2 separate regions of the Homo sapiens genome follow, and region 2 is linked to region 1. The links are chromatin contacts, found by Hi-C or POLR2A ChIA-PET in ENCODE. All regions are on one chromosome and are shown on one strand. Each heading gives the region's core, a stretch centred on a gene start or an enhancer-like site at or near the end of the contact. The rest is flanking DNA. Distances are from core to core; before and after follow the strand shown. Region 1 overlaps RHOQ (ras homolog family member Q). Region 2 has its middle 94 kb from the start of MSH6.

Region 1 (5,660 bases), core at 2,440-4,939:
GCCTGAGAAATTAACCTGTTACTGGAGAGAATTCAGGTATTTGATCCACTTTCTCAAGCTTTGTAGCTGGTGAAGGAGGTGCAGCTAGCACTGTGCAAGCTACCTGCACAATGACTGCAGCTGACTTTTCTCACTTCACCTTCCCATGAGCTACCGTCATTGATTCAGCGGGAATGTAATAAGCTGCGACCATGAGCCAGGCCTTGAGCAATAGTCCCCTGCCCTCAGGGAGTCCTGATGCAGAAGGGGAAGATGCAGATCAGAAGAGGCAATCGTATTACAGTATAAACAAACAGGATGACAGGAGAAGCTTGTGGTGCCACAGAAGTGTGGAGCATGGCAATGCTTAAGCTGAACTGGGGGTTCAGAGAAGATCTGCTGGATGAAGTGATTTCCAGACTCAAGCCTGGAAGATGAGTAGGAGCTCCCAGGTGAAGAAATACGGAGAGAGAGAAGAAACAGGGAAACTCACTGGGCAGGTGACTGCTTTAGTGTGTGTATTTGTGTTAGGGGTTGATCCTGAGAACTTTCAGGTTTCTGGCTTGTGCACCCTGATTGAGTGGTGATATCTTCTAGTGAGATGGTGAATACAGGAGGAGTTGCAGTTTTGATTGGGAAGAAATGAATTTAGTTCAGAAATGTTGAATTTGAGATGCTTCTGGTTCAGCTAAAAGGAGGTACATAGTAATAAGCTAGTTCTGGAACTCAGAGGCAGAGACCTCCTCTGACCACCTGCTTGACATCTCAAGCTTAACACGTCCCAAACTGTCCTCTTGAGTTCTCTCCCTATGGTGCTTCTCTACCCTACCCTCAGTTTTCTTCATCCCTCTAAAAGATGCCATATCATCTAGATATATCCAGAATATATCTAGAATCCACCATTTCTCTAGCTGTCAACTGCTGTCCCTTAGTCTAAGCTTCCATCTTCTCTCAGCTGAATTACTATAATAACCTCTCCCCTTATAAGCCTGACTGCCTAATTCATTCTTCTCAAAGTAGCCTGGATTATCGTTTTCAAATTTTGTGACTTTTTTGCGGGGGTCGGGGGCTCACCTTTTAATGACTTTCCATTGCAGGTGGGCCCTGCAGAGGGGTCCAAGCTGACTCCCTCTCCAGCCCCACCTGTCACCTGGCCTTTCCCTGTGGTCTTCAGTATGTCAGGGCTTTTCTGCCTTGGGACGTTTGCATACATTGTCTTGTTGTCTGTCTCCTTAAGCGGTCCCTCAGGTCTCAGGTTGAACATCACCCCTGCAGAGAGGTCTTTCTTGCCTGCGCAGACTGAAACTCATCTTCCTGGTTATTCTCTCTCCCAGAACCTGGCTCTTTTCCTTCATAGCACCTGTCCCAATTTGCATTTATAGTCATTTTTGTCCCAATTTGTTCAATGCCTGATTTGATACCTCAATTTTATCAGACCCATCTCCCATTTTTATAACAAATACTTCCTTTTTACTTATCCTCAAATGAAATCTATAGATAATATAACCTCCCTATACATGTAATTTTAAATCAGTATAACATCCTGGCAGTGATATAAAGGAGAAATAAAAAGGAAAGTAATTCATCATAAAACTATTTATTTCAGTGTTAAATTCCTAAACTCCCAAGGCTGACTACTCCAGAAATCATAATGAAGTAATCAGGCCTGCACCTATTAGGTAAAATGACCACGAATGCAACAGTTACAAATATTGGCTAACATAGTTATTTTTTATTAGTGACTCAGATACTAACAGCAATGTAGCCAGTGGCATGTGGTTTTCTGTGATGGTAAGTAAATCCTGTGATGTTTGTTTTTTCTTTTTCTTCTTTTTTTTTTTTCTTTGAGACAGGGTGTCGTTCTGTCACCCAGGCTGGAGTGCAGTGGCATGATCTCAGCTCACTGCAGCCTCAATCTCCCAGGCTCAAGTGATCTTCCCACCTCAGCCTGCCAAGTAGCTGGGACTATAGGCACACACCATCACACCTGGCTCATTTTTTATTTTTGTAGAGATCGTGTTTTGCCATGTTGCCCACACTGGTCTTGAACTCCTGGACTCAAGCAATCCACCTGTCTCAGCCTCGCAGAGTGCTGTGATTACAGGCATAAGCCACTGCACCCAGCCTCCTGTGATGTTTCAAACAAAATAAAGTTCAATCTTTCTCCTTCAATGTGGACTGAAATTACCTTCCTAGAAAATTCATTAAAGTCTGAGGGCCGTGGCTCATGCCTATAATCCCAACATTTTAGGGGGCTGAGGCAGGATAATTGCTTGAGCCCAGGAGTTCGATACTAGCCCAGGCAACAGAGCAAGACCCCTGTCTCTACAAAAAAAAAATAAAATAAAAAAATTTCTGACTAGCTGGGCATGGTGGCATATGCCCGTAGTATCAACTACTCGGGAGGCTGAGGTGGAGGCTAGAGCCCAGGAGGTCAAGGCTGTAGCAATCTGTGATCATGCTACTGCACTCCAGCCTGGGTGACGGAGTAAAACCCTGCTCAAAAAAGAAAAAGTTTAAAATATGCACTAAAGTTATGCCAAAAAACTTTATTTTTTTATATATGCAGCAGGATCAGGTCCTAGATTCATGCGATTATAAAAGGTGTTCCATGGTGAGCAGGTCTATGCAAACCTACCTTCAAAGGCCAAGGGAGCTGAGAGGCTGAAGAAAGAGACTGACAAATCCAGTTTCTCAGAAAGAAATATTTAATAGAGACTTAGAAACAGAAACGATGTCTAGGTAGGCCAAGAGATGGTGGATTCTCACAACCAACCTCCAGAAAGTATCCTTTATATAGCAAGCTTTTAGGGTAAAGACACAGGAAGCTCATCATCCCTGACTTCCTTTAGAAACTCATGACCACGGGGAGGTTGTGAGGGCTTATCTGTGCTACTGGACCACCTTGAATTGTAGGCGTCAAACATTGGTCATCATGGCAGTTTTACTTCAAGATGGATCACTCTTGCTATGCAACAGGCTGTTTTCCCACAAAAGAGTTTTTCATGTTTATGAATGTCTAGCAGTACACTCACTAGTCATGCGGGCCTGGAGCTGGTTTTCCTCATACAGGTCATTGTGGCACCACGGCTCCCACCCTTAAATGCTAGCAGAGTTTCCCCATTCATTTTGGCAATTGACAGCACCTCCCAAATGTCCGAAATGCCCCCCAGACATAGGGTGGTACTGCCCTAGCTGAGAGCCCTGTGCCTACTCCTCTGCTGTCCTCTACACAGAATGAGGGCAGGGTCTGTGTTGTGTTCACTCGTCTATACACAGCACTCAGCACCTACTTGCCAGATATTTGTGGAGTGAATGAATGTTCTATCAACATGAAATTTGTGCCAAAAAGTTAGGAAAGGAGTATACCACATGGAAATGTGACCAGACATTTACCTTCTTTCAGCATGCTTTAGGCCAGCTGACCTCTGTTTTAGTGCAAGAGACTTGTAATTATAGCTCCAGACAATATGGAATTTCAGCTCTAAATCCTTTACAACTGGGGAAGTCACCTCACCATGCACAGAAGAAATAGCACTGGCTCCGAAGTTGTGGTTTGTCTTTTTTTGGAAAGTCAGGCTTGTCTGCCAAAGAGCTCGAAACACTTGACCAGCTCTCTCATTTATCTTAACATGTGTATTTATTCTCCCTTCACAGATGGGGAAGTGAAGCTTGCCTGAGGGCTGTATTTAGCTAAGTCTTGATCCTCTGCCTTGTGGTGGTCAGCTTAGATAAAATGGAATCCTAAAACTTGATTTTTATCCCGTAGTGTGAACCTCCTCCCACATTAAATCTGCTAGTAGGGCTGCTCACAAGGGTAAGAAGTGTTAGTTTGAGTGTTTTTCATCATGTGACGTGGCGGTCTTCTAGTTCAGGGCCCTGCTTTTAGAGATGAGGAAGTGCCAGTTCGTCACAACACAGTTAGATAATGACAAGGCCAGTCCTCTAGCTGGTTTCTTTATGCTCCACCAGATGTAAATTTTCTCTCCGTTTCCTCCAGCCAACCTAAACAGGAGTTACAATCAGTCAGGTGGCCAAAAGGAAAGCACAATGGAAAAGAAGCCCAAGATCTAGTTCTCTAGCTCCTAAATAATTGGTATATTAATTAGGAGGCTGACTTATTATAAATCAAAACATATGAAGATGACAGTAGCTAAAAGTAAGAAGCTAAACCTTTAATTTCAAGAATTCTTTTACTAAGCGCTAATCAGGCCAGTGACATATAAATACCATTTCACAACTGAACTGAAAATTAAAAAAGAAAAGAAAACACCAGATGTTTGCAAAGTTTTTGAAAAACAGTGACCTCTTAAGAATTTATAGCACCTAAAAAAACCTTTCTCTTCCCCAAAATTTTCTTTAGTCCAAGAGTGCTGGGAGGTAGTAGGAAGTGGTAGGCAAATTCAGTAAACTCATCACTGGTGAGTTTTGAACCAAACTTACCAAAGTGTTTTCAAAAAGGACCCAACCCAGCTTCCTTGAAAAACAGAGTTATTTTTAAAGAGGTAAAAACTGATATTTTCATTTCACAAAGTTAAATATAAAATGAACTCAAAAGTGTCAAAATGACTGCACAATAGAAATGAGGTTTCAGGCCAGGCGTGGTGGCTCATGCCTGTAATCCCAGCACTTTGGGAGGCCAAGGGAGGCGGATCACAGGGTCAAGAGATTGAGACCCTCCTGGCTAACACGGTGAACACCCGTTTCTACTAAAAATACAAAAAATTAGCCAGCCATGGTGGCAGGCACCTGTAATCCCAGCTACTCAGGAGGCAGAGGCATGAGAATTGCTTGAATCCGGGAGGCAGAGGTGGCAGTGAGCCGAGATTGTGCTATTGCACTCTAGTCTGGGCTATAAGAGTGAGACTTCATCTCAAAAAATAAAAAAAAAAAAAGAAATGAGGTTTCATAGGCTACTCTGACCAAGCATTACCATAGACATGTTGTGATATATAAGTTAGATGTAGGAGAAAACAGTTGCATTCTCAGAAGCTGGCTTCATGACATGTGTCCTCTGGACTTCTGTGTAGCACCCTTTGAAGGGTGGAGGGTTTCAAGAGCTCGATGCCTGTTTTGGACTTCTCGCTAGAAACAGATGTTGTAGATGAAGATTACTACTGTGTGCCTTGGAAGTGACACAGAGAATTGCTACTGCACAGACCACAAAGCCACCACTTTTCAGGGATATTCTTACTTAGTTGTCATATGTTTTATGTCTCTCTTCACGTAGTCAGAAGCTGCTTTAGATTTGGGAAGGCTGGGGCTTATCTGTTACCCCTTGTTCTAGGTTGTTTCTCATTCTAGGTTGTTACAGAGGAAAACTCTAGTAGGTTTTGATAAATGACTATTTCTTACATCAAAGTACTATCCTGCATTATTTGGGATTGTAATACATTCCTATAGTACTTTATGGTCTTCAAAGCATTTGTCACTGATAAGTCTCCCGTTTTTCAGACAGAGAAACTAAGGCCCTAAGGAATAAGGGACTGGACTAAAGTCGCATTCCTAGCATGTTGGATACGTTCAAGTTCTCTCCATTCTGTAAGGACCAACTCAAGTGCCTCTTCCAAGAGGTCTTTTCTTAGTGTCCCCTCATTACTACTTTTTATATTTACCACATTCTAACTTGTAATATCATGTTCACATACATCTTATCTACCTTACCATGAACTTCCTAAGAT
Region 2 (5,422 bases), core at 1,731-4,230, 1.1 Mb after region 1:
CAATTTTTTCTGACACCTTCAATTGAAAACAGGCCAGAAACCACATGGCCACCGGGACATTATCAAGCTTCTACCACCCTCACAAGCTGGTCTCTGGTTCTTTTCCTCATGGGCTCTCCAGCTGCCCTAGTCATAACAGCAGGAATTAGAGCAAAACCTTGGGCTGCTGCGGTGGCTAATGCCTGTAATCCCAGCACTTTGGGAGGCTAAGGCTGGAGGACCTCTTGAGCCCAGGTGTTCAAGACCAGCCTGGGCAATATAGTGAGAACCTGTGTCTAAATTTAAAAAAATTTTTTTTTTGAGACAGTCTTGCTCTGTCACCCAGGCTGGAGTGCAGTGGCATGATCTGGGCTTACTGCAACCTCCGTCTCCTGAGTTCAAGTGATTCTTCTCTCTCAGGAACCCCCAACCCCCGCCGCCATCATGCCCAGCTAATTTTTTGTGTTTTTAGTACAGATGGGGCTTCACCATTTTGGCCAGGCTGGTCTTGAAGTCCTGAGCTCAGGTGATCTGCCCGTCTTGGCCTCCCAAAGTGCTAGGATTACCGACACCACTGCACCTGGCCAAAAACATTTTTTTTTTATTTAAAAAAAGGCAAAACCTTCTCAGCTCCTTCTGCTCCCTTGCTGGACCTCCATAGGTTGTAGTCATATCTCAGTTATAGCCCCTTGTATTTCCTTACACTGTTATCTGTTTTCTTGTTCCTCCACCCACTCGACTATGAGCTCTTGTGGGACATGACCCCTGGTTTTGTTTGTTTGTTTGTTTGTTTAACACAAGGTCTCACTCTGTCACCCAGACTAGAGTGCAGTGATGCGATCATGGCTCACTGCAGCCTCAACCTCCTGAGCTCAGGTGATCCTCCCACCTCAGCCTCCCGAGTAGCTGGGGACTACATGTGCACGCCATCATGCCCAGCTAATTTTTAAATTTTTTGTAGAGACAGGATCTCACTATGTTGCCCTGCCTCTCCTTCTGTATGGTCCTCCCCAAATGATTAAGCCATTCTCTTTGTGGGATTCTATTGCTGGTCGCTGCTGAAAGATTTTTTTTAAAGGTAAAATGATGATACTCATACAAATATAAAACAAACAGATGTCAAAGATTTTATTTAACTCATTAATTAATGGTTGTGAACTCCTGGACTCAAGCAAACATTCCACCTTGGCCTCCCAAAGTGCTGGGATTACAGGCATAAGCCCACACCCATCCAAAACCCATGTCTTATTGTCTTTGGCCAGAATGAATAAATGTATCAGTCTGAGTCCCATCAAGAGAGAAAAAAAACAGTAGTTCAAATAGAAAAAGTTTAATATAAAGAATTATTAACCATAGGCTGGGCACGATGGCTTATGCCTGTAATCCTGGTACTTTGGGAGGCCGAGGCAGGTGGATCACCTGAGGTCAGGAGTTCGAGACCAGCCTGGCCAACATGGTGAAACCCCGTCTCTACTAAAAATACAAAAATTAGCTGGGCATGGTGGTAGGCGCCTGTAGTCTCAGCTGCTCAGGGGGGCTGAGGCAGGAGAATCGCTTGAACCCGAGAAGGGAAGGTTGCAGTGAGCTGAGATTGCACCATTGCACTCCAGCCTGGGGGACAAGAGTGAGACTTCGTCTCAAAAAAAAAACACAAAAAACAAAAAACAAAGAATTACTAACCATAACATGGAATTAGACAGAGTAACCAGAGGTGGGGTAGTAAGAAATAAAAAGAATAAAAAAGAATATAGGAATAGCAGATATAATTGATGTGATAATGGCAGATTAATATTCTTAGGCCTCTGAGCCCAAGCCTGTGCTTATACATCCAGATGGCCTGAGGCAACTGGAGAATCACAAAAGAAGTGAAAATGGCCGGTTCCTGCCTTAACTGATGACATTACCTTATGAAATTCCTTCTCTTGGCTCAGAAGCTCCCCCACTGAGCACCTTGAGACCCCCTTTGACTATAATTTTCCACTACCTACCCAAATCCTATAAAACTGCCCCATCCCTAAGTCCCTTTGCTGACTCTCTTTTTGGACTCAGCCCACCTGCACCCAGGTGATTAAAAAGCTTTATTGCTCACACAAAGCCTGTTTGGTGGTCTCTTTACATGGATGTGCATGACAAATATAATATAAAAAGCCACCACCCCAGGGCTGAGATGTAGTACTTACCCTTGGGCTGAGATATAGGCCTTGCTGGAGAAGCATGGCTGTGACTCACTAAATATCAGAGACCTCACTGAGGTGCCATGCCAGTGGAACATGCTAGAAATCTGTCTTCTGGGGTGCTGGGGAGAAGGCTGTTCACAGGGAAGTAACTCAGTGCAGACAGTTCGCTACAAAACCATCAGAATTGGATACAGGGGAAAGCTACTGTACTAGGTGCTGCTGATTACACATTGCAAGAGACAGATACTGAGGAATCCAGCTGTGCTGCTGGAGTCTGGAGAAGCTTCAAGCACTGAAGGAGCTGTGCTGGAGAAGCCACCCTTGCTGCTGGCGTGAGGCACTGGGAAACCACATCCACCGCAGAAGCCTGGTGCTGGGGCAGGCCTCGCACACCGCAGGGGCCTGCAGAGCTGGCAATGGAACCAGGAAGCAAAACCCTTTTCCTCCTGCACTCATTCTTCCCTGGCCTCTACTGACAATTAAGTGCCAGATGGCAAAGGAACAAAATAAAGAAATACTTAAAAGGCCCAGATACGTTTTCACAGAGCAGGCAAAAAAGAATGGCTTTGGAGCTGACAGGCAAAATACCAATAACCAGCACAGACTTCCGGTTCCATTCCTCAGTACATCCACCAATTCCACCCTGCAGGCCAAGCTCATCCAACCCACCTTATTTTGTTGTTCATGTTCTGTTTTGTTTTGTTTTAGGCTTTTAGCAACCTGAAGCCATGGTTTTTAGTTTCTGTCTCTAGTGAAAAGCAGAAAAGAGAGATAAAGAAGGGGCTTTGTTAGCCCAGCCAGAAACAGAAACTAAGAACCCATGGCTGTGTTCTCTCTCGGACACCCCTGTTTAGGCCATTTCCTGCTACTGATTACCTGTTGAATGAAGAATGAATGGCCAGGTGTGGTGGCTCACTATAATCTCAGCACTTTGGGAGGCCAATGTGTGCAGAGGAAGCGGGGGCAGGAGTAGGGGAAATCACTTGAGGTCAGGAGTTTGAGACCAGCCTGGCCAACATGATAAAACCCTGTCTCTACTAAAAATACAAAAATTAGTCAGCCATGGTGGTGGGCGCCTGTAATCCCAGCTACTCAGGAAGCTGAGGCAGGAGAATCGCTTGAACCCAGGAGGCCGAGGTTGCAGTGAGCTGAGATCGCACCACTGCACTCCAGCCTGGGCAACAGAGCGAGACTCTGTCTCAAAAAATAAAAATAAAAAAAATAAATAAAGAATAAATGATGAAGAGTTAAGGGAAGAGCAGTGGTCTGGAAGGATCAGTTATTTGGACGCCTCCTCATCAGAAGTGAGTCATTTACATCTCAGAGACTGTCTAGGCTGAGCGACTTCCTTTGTTTTTGAGTGCCCACCTCTGCAGAGGAAATGCCTCTTTGGGAGCATTTCCCATGCTATAGGGGAGGGACTTCCAAACTGAATTACTCTCCTTTTCCTCAGCCAAAACGCATCTTCATGCCTCATATTTTTTCTTTTCAAAAATACATCCTACTTTTCTTACCAAATATGCACATAGAGGTGTTTTTGCTTATTTTTTTAAATAATGCTATTTTTCAATGTGGCACAGGACATGTTTGCTAACCAAATATCATTCATTCCTCTATAGTAAGTGAACAATAGATAAGTATATACTTATGTGAGGCAATTAATGCTTCAGTATATCTCCTTGTTTGGAAATAATCTATGAATGCAATGAATATCCATCATTTAACTTAGCAAAACTCTAAGGGTGAAAGATACCAAAGAGAGTTGTAGAATTATTATAATTCTCATCATTTTTTGAGACAGGGTCTTGCTCTGTCACCAAGGGTGGAGTGCAGTGGCACGATTACAGCTCACTGCAGTCTTGACCTTCCATGCTCAAGTGATCCTCCTATCACAGCCTCCTGAGTAGCTGGGACCACAGGTGCATGACACCACGCCCAGCTAACTAATTTGTTTGTAGACACAGGTTCCAACTGTGTTGCCCAGGCAGTCTCAAACTCCTGGGCTCAAGCAATCCTCCCACCTTGGCCTCCTAAAGTGCTGGAGTTACAAGCATGAGGTATGAGCCACCATGCTCAGCCTGGAGAATTATTTTTAAATAAACATATTACAAAACATAATGATTGGTGAAAAGATAAACAGATGTGAGATAGAAGCTTATAAATTAACTCAGCTGTTTTTAAACAATCTTGCTTGGATTAATCATAAAAATTCCATGAGACATAAACAGCTAGCCATCATCTTAAATTATTTTCTTGCTGATAAATTTTTTTTTCTGGGGCGTTCCTGAGTTTATTTGGGGCACACCCGGGCGAGGGCCCTGCACCTAGAAGAAGGTGTTGGGCCTCTTGGTGGTGAAGCGTGGCTTGTGCTGACGGCGCAGGACCCGGTGGGGCAGCGGGAACTTGATCTTGGAGTCGTGGAACTGCTTGACAGCCGGCCGGCGGCACTTGCTGGCCGCGATCTCCTCCACCTTCATGATCTGAATGGAGTGGGCCCGGCCGCCGTGCCGGGCGCTCATGTCTCGGTAGCACCGGGTGACAGCGCCTGCGGTGGTCAGGTCCCGGTATTCCCGGTACATGTTGTGGGTGCCGCTCCGGGAGTCATAGCGCAGCCAGATCCCGAAGTTCTTCACCCGCAAGGGGAACTTCTCAAACACCTGCCCACAGTAGACAATCTCCCCTGAAGACTTCTTCATCTTCTTTAACTGAGATACGAAGTACCAGAAGCGGGACTTGGCGACGACATGATTAGGCGCAAAGATTCGCATGCGGTAGAGGGGTGGTGTGTGGCATTTGGGGGTGGGCAGGCAGCGACCCACTACTTTGTACTCTCGTAGTGTGCCCGAGGCCTTCATGGCGTGCTCTCCGCGTTCGCCGCCACCCGCAAAAGGAGACTTGCTGATAAATTTTGTAACATAAAAACAACAGGAACGGCTGGGCGCGGTGGCTCACGCTTATAATCCCAGCACTTCAGGAGGCTGAGGCGGGTGTATCACCTGAGGTCAAGAGTTTGAGACCAGCCTGGCCAACATGATAAAACCCCGTCTCTGCTAAAAATATAAAATTAGACAGGCGTGGTGGCTTGTGCCTGTAATCCCAGCTACTCAGGAGACTGAGGCAGGAGAATTGCTTGAACCTGGGAGACGGAGGTTGCGGTGAGCTGAGATCGCACCACTGCACTCCAGCCTGGGCAACAAAAGTGAAACTGTCTCAAAAAAAAAAAAAAAAAAGAAAGAAAGAAAGAAAAGATGTGATTGACAAAAAAA

Evidence for each region. A loop is a pair of places that touch in the nucleus more often than their neighbours do. ChIA-PET counts read pairs that join two places held with the same protein, here RNA polymerase II (POLR2A). Pooled maps may share reads with other maps.
Region 2: a pooled map shows a loop between it and region 1 (2.6-fold over the local background). The contact joins two enhancer-like sites. A Hi-C loop is called at or near these places in 1 of 168 maps with a recorded cell type or tissue (OCI-LY7) and 2 of 50 pooled maps. POLR2A ChIA-PET finds 5 or more read pairs at or near these places in 1 of 52 experiments (OCI-LY7).

Annotation. Positions count from the first base shown.
Region 1 is chr2:46,565,587-46,571,246 of GRCh38, forward strand. The region is part of intron 2 of RHOQ (ras homolog family member Q); the gene reads left to right. RHOQ-AS1 (RHOQ antisense RNA 1) reads right to left here. Exons shown (of 2, transcript NR_104182.1): 2 at 2,670-3,984. Among named protein-coding and RNA genes, the nearest start is that of RHOQ-AS1, 12 kb to the right of the region's middle. RefSeq lists an enhancer at 5,075-5,174. Within about 2 kb of position 3,690, at least 9 of the 41 ENCODE cell types and tissues checked have a DNase peak (open chromatin) inside an H3K27ac peak, as active enhancers do; they include OCI-LY7, where a contact is called at or near this core.
Region 2 is chr2:47,686,236-47,691,657 of GRCh38, forward strand. It overlaps a transcript of MSH2 not described here and the pseudogene RPL18AP6. Among named protein-coding and RNA genes, the nearest start is that of MSH6, 94 kb to the right of the region's middle. RefSeq lists an enhancer at 4,727-5,393. Within about 2 kb of position 2,981, at least 2 of the 41 ENCODE cell types and tissues checked have a DNase peak (open chromatin) inside an H3K27ac peak, as active enhancers do; they include OCI-LY7, where a contact is called at or near this core.